2 separate regions of the Homo sapiens genome follow, and region 2 is linked to region 1. Evidence: chromatin contacts called from ENCODE Hi-C data. All regions are on one chromosome and are shown on one strand. Each heading gives the region's core, a stretch centred on a gene start or an enhancer-like site at or near the end of the contact. The rest is flanking DNA. Distances are from core to core; before and after follow the strand shown.

The links. Hi-C counts contacts between places; a loop is a spot of excess contacts on that map. Pooled maps may share reads with other maps.
Region 2: a loop to region 1 is called in a map of B cell, with 12 times the contacts of the local background. The contact joins the promoter of MIRLET7A1HG here to the enhancer-like site in region 1. A Hi-C loop is called at or near these places in 1 of 168 maps with a recorded cell type or tissue (B cell), 1 of 37 single-sample maps with no recorded cell type and 8 of 50 pooled maps.

Annotation. Positions count from the first base shown.
Region 1 is chr9:94,653,952-94,658,516 of GRCh38, reverse strand. No RefSeq gene overlaps it. Among named protein-coding and RNA genes, the nearest start is that of FBP1, 17 kb to the right of the region's middle. Within about 2 kb of position 2,141, at least 9 of the 41 ENCODE cell types and tissues checked have a DNase peak (open chromatin) inside an H3K27ac peak, as active enhancers do; they include B cell, where a contact is called at or near this core.
Region 2 is chr9:94,163,879-94,168,443 of GRCh38, reverse strand. MIRLET7A1HG (miRlet-7a-1/let-7f-1/let-7d cluster host gene) reads right to left here and starts at 2,186. Exons shown (of 5, transcript NR_170278.1): 1 at 2,063-2,186. RefSeq lists silencers at 1,462-1,531, 1,762-2,561 and an enhancer at 2,257-2,821.

The DNA of each region.
Region 1 (4,565 bases), core at 892-3,391:
ACGAGGAAATTTCTGGGGGCAATGGATAGATATTGCAGGGACCAAGGGAAAAAGCTCCCCTGCATCCTCTAAAAACTTGCTGAAAAATCAATTTATAAAAGGCAGACTAATACTAGAAACAGCATACAAATTTATCAACGTGCATGGAGGGAAAATCACAGAAAGATGACCCCAACCCCCACGGGTGCAGAAGCTTGTGTATCTCCTCGAGGTTACAGAGAGAACAGGGGATCTGAGGGTGGCCCACAGTGGGTTAAGATGGCAAGTCGGGGGGGCCAGGTGCGGTGGCTCACGCCTGTAATCCCAACAGTTTGGGAGGCTGAGGCGGGTGGATCACCTGCGATCAGGAGTTCGAGAGCAGCCTGGCCAACATGGTGAAACCCTGTCTCTACTAAAAATACAAAAATACCAAAAAAAAAAAATAGCTGGGCGTGGTGGCATGCACTTGTAGTCACAGCTACTCGGGAGGCTGAGACAGGAGAATCGCTTGAACCTAGGAGGTAAAGGTTGCAGTGAGCCGAGGTCACACCACTGCACTTCAGCACCTCAGCATGGGCAATAGAGCGAGACTCCGTCTCAAAAAAAAGAAAAGAAAAAAAAGATGACAAATCAGCTTATGGCAGGGGCAGAAGAGGAGGCCTGGCTCACAAAGATGGTCTCTATGGACGCAAACCTCCCCCAGCAAGACAGCTTTTCAGCTATTCTTGGATTTCTAGCCCTTTTGAATAGCCATCTTAAAATATGCCAAAAAGTATATTTTGGAGTGAAATATTTTCATTTCCTTCAATATACTTATTATTCTGATTGTGGTGGTAGTTCCATGGGTATAGACATGTGAAAACATACCAAAGTGTGTATTTTCAGTGTGTGCAGTTTCTTGTCTGTTAATTGCACCTTGATGAAGCTGTTTTGAAAAAGGAAGATCTTCTTAGGATTCCTCACTTCCTGTGACTCTCCCACAGCAGCTGGGGGAATGGGCCAAGAGCAGAATCTGGTGACAAAGTAGCCTTGGGTGGCTTGGTTGGCCACACACGCCACTGAAAGCACCTCTCCCAGGAATCCAGTCGCCTCCAGTGCCTGCTGAAGCAAGAAAACCCTCCAAAGGATGACTCCAGCTGTGTCTGCATCATAATTAAGGCTGCAAAAACCCAAAATGAATGAAGTCTCCCCAGCTAATGTGCCACTTCTAATTTAATCTAATTGGCCTCTGAAAGAGAGCCTTGGCCTGCCTCAGAGGCAAAATCTTCCAAATGAAGTGAATTTAAACTAATTTAAGCTAACTAATTACAAACTGGGGGGTATTGTCACAAGACAATTGTTATTGTTCTTTGATTGCTTGCTCAACTGGATTATTTGCTCATTACCTTCAGAGCTGTTGGGACTTTCATGGGGTGCCCCTTGCCGCACATCAATAAGGCATTCTACAAGGCAGCCTGGAGTGGAGGGTCCCCACACCAGATTGGCATGGGAGCGCTGAGGATTAGCTTGGCTTTCTGCGTGTTTGGAGAATCTTAAAGCAAATGCACAGCATGTGCTGCTCATTCAAATAACCTGCAGCTAACTACACCTCTTTTTGGAGACGTAAGTTTTTCTTTAGCTTCGGGATGTAGGTTATGAGTTTTGAGGTCATCTGTTGAACCAACCTCTTTATTGTTCAGTCGTTCTGACCTTGAGATGCAGCTCGTTATACCTGGGTAGAGATCTGAAGCAAAAGTGGGGAGAAAAAAAAGACCTGTATCCAAGCCTGTTTCTCAGCAGCTGTGTGAGGTAGCTGTGCTGCCACACCTCTCTGAGCCACAGGCAGAGATCTGGTGGAAAACGCATGAAATTTGCAGACCCATCTATCTGCTGCTTCTGGTTTGAGCTTCAGTTCCCTCCTCCCAGGCATGTTAAATTTAGCCTACAGCTGCCTCCTTACTTATTTTAAGTGTAACAAATGTTATGTTACATTTGGGACCTGTGTGGCTAAAGGCTTCTCTGCACAAAGGGAACTGTCACTTAACTGGATGTGAAAGGGGCTGTAACCTACTCTTGTGACAAGCAACCATACTTCAACCACTCACAGGTGGCCAAGTCTTCCAACTGTGTTCGAGTAAGGCCAACGCTGAGCTGTAGCCAATCAGGCTGTTTCTCTGCCTCACTTCTGTTTTCTGTGCTTCACTTTCCGTTCTCTGCCCGTAAAGACTCTCACCACACGGCAGCACCAGAGACGCTCTGAACCTCTTCTGGTCAGGGGGCTGCCTGATTCCCATATCATTCTTTGCTCAATTAAACTCTGTTAAATGTAGTTTGCCTCAGTTTTCCTTTTAACAGGCAGAAACTACCACCTCACAGAATTGCTATGAAGACTGAACATGGTCACTCTGTGAAAACATTTCATAAACTGTGTGTCGCTTGCGAATGCTGTTATTTTTCTCATCTGTAAAATAAAGGAATTCAACCAGGGGATTTGAATAGTTTCTGTATTCATTTCCTGTGGCTGCCATAACCAAGCACCACAAATCGGGTGGTTCATAGCCACAGAACTGTGTCCTCCTGCGGTTCTGGAAGCCGAGTCTGAAATGAAGGTGGCGGCAGGGCTGTCCTTCCTCTGACGGCTCAGGACGAGTCCTCTCCTGCCTCCTCCAGCTCCAGGCGCTCCTCAGCATGTGGCTGCTTCGCTGGGTCTCTGTCCCACCTCCACATCACCTTCTGCTCTGTGTGTTTCAAATCTCTCTCTGCCTTTCTCTTGTGAGGACACTTGTAATTGGGTTTAGGGCTCACCTGGGTAATTCAGGATGATCACATGGCAACAGCCTTCACTTGATTACATCTTCAAAGACCCCATTTCCCAAATAAGGCCACCATCCCAGATTCTGGGTGGACACTGTGGGCAGTGGCACCATATTCAGCCCACTGCAGCCCTCCTTAGCTCTGTGGTCCTATCTTCTTCTGGATGTTACCATTTGGTCTAAATTTCAACCAGTCTGAGTTGCATATTGAGTGGTACAAAAGCAATGGCCACATTTGATGTTTCTTGTCTGAGAATGTATGTTTCTTCAATATTTCCATGAAAAATATGCATCGAATATTTTACTACGGTAGGAGTAGGGGCCAAGTATAGGGCAAAAACTTATTGATTACAAGTTTATGCAAATTAGACAGCAAAATGAAAATTTCAAGCAGCCTTGGCACTACAACAAAAAAGTCTGTCTAGCAAGAGATTGGATTTAATTATTAAGAAAGTTGGGGGCCGGGCCTGGTGGCTCATGACAGTAATCCCAGCACTTTGGGAGGCTGAGGTGGGTGGATCACCCGAGGTGGGGAATTTGAGACAAGCCTGACCAACATGGAGAAACCCTGTCTCTCCCAAAAATACAAAAATTAGCTGGATACGGTGGCACATGCCTGTAATCCCAGCTACTCGGGAGGCTGAGGCAGGAGAATCGCTTGAACCCAGGAGGTGGAGGTTGCGGTGAACCGAGATTGCACTATTGCACGCCAGCCTGGGCAACAAGAGCGAAACTCTGTCTCAAAAAAAAAAAGAAAAAAGAAAAAGAAAGAAAGTTGGGAGAGTGACTGTCCCACTGTGCTGTTTGATAGAATCAGTGTCTCTGGGTTAGTGGCTTTTGGCAGATGTCTGCTAGTCTAAAAAGCCACAGTTGAGGGTAGAAAGAAGAAGATTCTAGAAAGAATGCTCATAATGGACAATAATAGCTCTTTCTACTTCCGGGGAATCTTTCCATTTGGGAACACTGAAGTGCTTTGCAGACAGTCGTTACAATTACACAAGCGTTGGGATGTCCATGTTCTCGCTTCCTCATGTTAGACATTGAGCCACTGAGGAAGTCTAAGGACATGGGGTGTGTCATTGGAGAAGTGCCCCTAGCTGACTGTTGAGGGTAAGCAGAGCCACAGCCTCCAGATTTTATTCAAGGTGAAATGGACATTGGGTGAGCTCTCTTGTTCTCAGATGATCTGCTTTATAGTACAGGACTAGGGCCATAGCAGTTGCCATCAAAGTGGCTGGATTTCAATTACCTCCAGCCTGTGGACTGACAAGGTCTGGGTCGACTGTCCCTCCCTCCCTTAGGCTGGACGTGCTGAGGCACATGTGATGGGGAGTTGCTGGGCTGGTGACCACCTGACATGTCCTCTCTGTACTTCCTTCCCCAGCATCACTGCCCACCAGTTCCTGCTCTAGCCAATGACTCAGTCTCAGCGCACCCACTCGTCAGTACTCGCATGGAGAAGAACTCTGACTTCTCTGATTTCTGTTCCAAGAAGGCGGTACATGGACAGCAGTCCTCTTGGAGGACTATGGAGATGGCTCTTGATGGGCCTTGGAGAGGGGCTCCAGCTCTGAGGACTGTGCTCTGGGACTTGTGCTGGTTGTTTGCACCTCCAGGTCCATTTTCCATCCTTCTCCACCTGCTCGAGGCCCTGGGAGGCTGACCCGCAGGACGGCATCAAGGGTTCCCCTGCCCCAGGGCTGCCAGCTGGGTTCAGTCAGTGCACAGCCTCAGAGGGAAAGCGAGTCTGGACACTTTATTCTGGTGCCCTCAGGGGTACCTTGGACTGGCCAC
Region 2 (4,565 bases), core at 937-3,436, 490 kb after region 1:
TCAACTTTTGACACTCAGCTTCACAGGATTATTTTACAGGAATACACATGTGTCGAGCTGAATCAACACGCTATTTTGTATTCAATGGAATATTTTCTACTTTTTAAAAAATTCGGATCACCACCCACTAAAGTGACTTCATGACCCTATAACTCAGGACCTACAGTTTGAAACACTAGTTTGGCGCTCTTAACACTCGGTAATTCCCATATGAGTAGTTATTATACTATCTTAGCTATTAAAAGTACACAATGTCTTGTGTGCTGCTCTCTAAACCAAGATATGTCTAGTTAATGATAACAGGAATAAAATGACCTTAAGATATAAACGTTTGAGACTAACTTGTTTAATACTTATTTCTTCACTGTGTAAAACTGAACGCAGTTACACATTTTCGTTTTAGAAATGGTTTTGTTTCACTCCACTTTTCACACTTGCAAGATTCTTAAGTGTCTCAAGTTCAACAGAGCTTCAATTTAAGTGAGGGGAACCCACAGCCTGTCTACACATAAAAATACTCTCTTGCTGTCACTGCAATGTAACTATTCAAAAAAGTTAACTTTTCCCCTCACACTGTAATTGCACCTAAGTGATAAATTTTAAAATGCTATATAATACCACTGAATTTACAGGACGTCAAGAAATTTGTCTATTCTCAAAGTTGAAGTTTCAAAGTAAACTTTTAACAAATATGTATAATGAATCAAACATTCTCACAAAACCCAAAGTAACTTCCAAGTTTTTACTTCCCTAACTACACATACTTCCCGAATATACAGTAAATAAAACCAGACCCCGCCAAACACCAAAAGAATTCTGGATATAAACAATTATTTCCTAAACTACACATAAATTTGGAATTTGACATTCAATGTTCTTATACTTCAGGCCAACAGAAATAAATGCAAAGGAATGCCACATGATGCTTTAACTTTAGGAACTGTATGCCAAGAAAGCAGTATTATCAATGAAGTTAAAAAGCAAAACTCAACCAGTCTCCTGATTTACCTCAAAATTTTAACATTCACTGTCTTCCCTGCCTTTTTCCTGTCTGCCCGCCCTCTCGTTAGTCAATTTTTTAAAAACCGGTAAGTTGAAGAATACATACCATTACCTCTGACACAGAATCTACTGTAAAAAGTTGAAAGACCGAAGGGCATTACTGGCCAAGGACATACAGGTTACCACATTCCTCACACTAGAGCCCGCCCGGGAAGTTTATTAGCAAGCCTTCTGAGAGGCACTCGGTTCCAAGAGTTTGCAGCGTCGACTCAAAAGGCCAGCGCTGTTTCCGGTGACACCGAGTCGCAAATCTCCAAGCCCCGTCCCCCGGGATACGATTTCCTCCCGCTCCCGCGTTCCCCTCCCCCTCGCCAAGGACGGCTGCCGCAGCGGACCTCCAGCCGCAGCAGCTGCTTCAGGAAGGGAGGCTGCACTTGGCCGCGGGGAGCAGGGGCATGCAGCCAGCCACGACTCTCCCGCCCTCCCCGCCCGCGCCTTCCCGCCCTGTCCCCCCGCCCCTCGCACTTCCTACCTTCCCTCCTTCATCCCAACCCCCAAGGCCAAGGTCTCCCCGGCCCACAAACTTGATAGCGGAAGTGACGTCAGAGGCACCTGGCGGCGCCTACAACCAGTCACGCCACAGTCAGAGGCGGCGCCGGCCAACAGGCGCCGGCCGGAAGGCGGGCCTTCCGCCCGCCCCAAGTTTGATTGAAGCGGGGGGAAGGGCGGGGTAAGGAATGTGAAGAATGACCCCCCCTCCCCCGCCCTGTCGGTGAGGAGCTGGGCGGGAAGCGGAGGGGGTTGGAGCCGGCCCCGCGGCGGCCACGCGGCACCCCTCCCCCGTGCCCCGAGCGCCCGCGACTTCCGCTAGCAGCCCGCCGGCCCCCCGGGGCCACCCGCCCGCTGGAGGGGGCAGGCCGCCCCACCAGTCCCAGCCCGCGTTAGCCGGACAGGCGCGGGCCGGCGCACGGCTCTCCCATTCTGCCCACCCGCTGCCGCGAGTCTCCGCGAAATAAAATGGCGACGGACCCGCGCTCGCTGCCGCGTCCGCCATACCCACCTCGCGCTCGCGGAGAGGGCCGTCGCGGCCGTGGGAATGCCCCGGCCCTCGCGCCCGTCGCTGCCGGGAGAGCACCGCGCCAGGACCCGGATGGAGGCGCGGGCGGGCGCCGCCGCGGCGGCCTGAGGGAAAGCAGCGCGGTCGCCGGGAGGCCGATGCAGGGGCGGGCGCCGCGGAAAGCGCGCAAGCCCATTGGTGAAGCCGTCTGATTGAAGTGCGCGTCGCTCTTTCGCCTTGGCCTAGCTGAGCTCGTCCGTCCCCTCACTGGAGGGCGGCGGCTGGGCCCGCCTCGCGCGGGGTGGCCACCGTGGGGGAGGCGGGTCTGGCCCGCCCACCAATACCATCTCCTTCTTTCCTAGTGGAGGGCTGAGAGAGTGGCGGGGGTGGTGTCCTCCAGGCCCTGCCCTTTGCGCGTGATGGGCTGGCTGTGTCACGTGGCCGCTGAACGCGCTGCCCGCGGGGCGGGGCGGCTGCTTTGCTCCCTCAGGCTCCTGGGGGCAATTTACACGTGCGCGACCCGGAAGGTCCGAACGCTGTCCAGCGTGCAGCCTCTGGCTCTTTTCCGTCAACTGACCCTGTTCCCTCCAGGAGGCCTTGGCCAGGCCTCCTGGAGTTCTGTGCCTCAGTTTGCTCATCTGTCAAATGGAGGAGTTGTGTCCGCCCAACCTTTTACTTTTATTCCTTGACGTTTTGGGGTCTGAGGGTTTTTTTGTTGTTTGTTTTTTCGAGACACGGTCTCTCGCTCTTTCTCCAGGGCTGGAGTGCAGTGGCGTGGGTCACGGCTCACTGTAGCCTCGACATCCGGACTCTAGAGATCCTCCCACCTCAGCCTCCCTGAGCTTTTTTTTGTTATCTTTTCCAACCCATGTTTTGAAGATTTTTGTCTTCAAATGTTTTTCAAAGCAATCCTTGATTTTGTTGTTTTAAAATTAATCCAAAGCCCAGTTCCTCCATCCCCATTACAACTTTCACATGCTAGGACTCTGAAATCACTAGTTAAGGTGTCGTTTGAGGTCTCTGCCAGTTTTAAGATTTTATGGCTGGGAACCGCAAGACCTGGGCTGTAGCTCTGCTTTTTGTAATTCATTGTGACTTTGTGCAACACTTTTAAAAAAGTGGGTCCTTGTCTGTAATAGAACTATGGGAAATAGTACTTGACATGCTGTACGTTTACATTTATGATCTTAGGTGGTGGTATCAGCTCCCCTTTTAGCACTCATATTAGTGTATGCAATAAGTGCCAAAGGAGTTTGTTTCGTTTTGTTTTTAATGGGGACTTTATTTTGTGAGCTAAAGTGAACAAGAAACTAGAGGGGGGGAAACTTGAGCTTAAGCCATGGGTAGGATTTGGGGAGGACTTCTTGAGGTTAGAAGATATATTGAGAAAGGAGAGAGCAGGCCCCAGAGCTAGATCGAGTACAGTTCAGGGGAAGAGTGTGGTTATGCTGCAGGGGATGTGGAACTCTTCAAGGGCAGAAACTGTTTTGTTCCTGTCTATGCCAAGTACCTAGCACAGCAGTAGGGTAGGATTAAATGATATCTAATAATGATGAAGTAGGCTGAGGTGGGAAGAAAGCATTAGCAAATAAACCAGGATATTGTTGGATATCAGAGTTAAGAGGTACTGTGAGCCTCAATTAGAGGTTGGTAGTAGAGGCTGGTGGGCCAGTGTGTTTTAGAAGAAATAAGAAGCCTTATAGCACTATGAGCCCTTCTGACATTTTCTTCATATGTTCATCGGAAACTTCTTGGTGAGTTTGCAAAAGTGCATATGACATACATTACCCTTTACCTTCCTATCTGTGCTTCATTTTTTACCCTTGAAGGTCAACTAAATGACGCTAAAGTAGAATCCATTTGGAAAATGTTAATGGATTTGACAATATAAATGAAAACTGAATTTTAAAAACTTTGAAGTTAAAAGACAAAAATTGGAAATATTGTAAAAGTCTAAAAAAATCTCTAAGAGACAAAACATTAATTTGAATGTCCAGTGGTTAAAAGCAAGGATCTGGAACCAGACTACTAAGTGTGAATCCCAGTTCTGCCTCTTCCTAGCTGTACAACTATGTACCGGGCAAATTGTATATCTTTTCTGTGCCTCAGTTTCTTCATCTATAAAATAGGGATAACAATACTTACCTTACAGGCTGTTGAAAAGATTAATATAAACATCTTAAGAACTAAGAACAGTGCTTGGTACACATAAGTACTACATAAGCATTTGCTAATATGTTATCCTTAATAAAGTGGATTTTTTTTTTCAAATCAATAGGATAAAGTGAACACTCCTATTAAAATATGGACTGTTTAAAAAGGATGTGAACTGACAATTTACAAAAGAAAATGGCCAATAAATATGAAAAGATGCTCATCCTCACTAGTAATCAAATAAAGACAAAGTTTTAAACAATGAAAGCTTTCTTATCTCTTAGTTGATCAGTGGCATTGTAGAAGGAAACATTGGAGGCATTAGTATAAATTTCTGCAAGTCTAGGGGCCA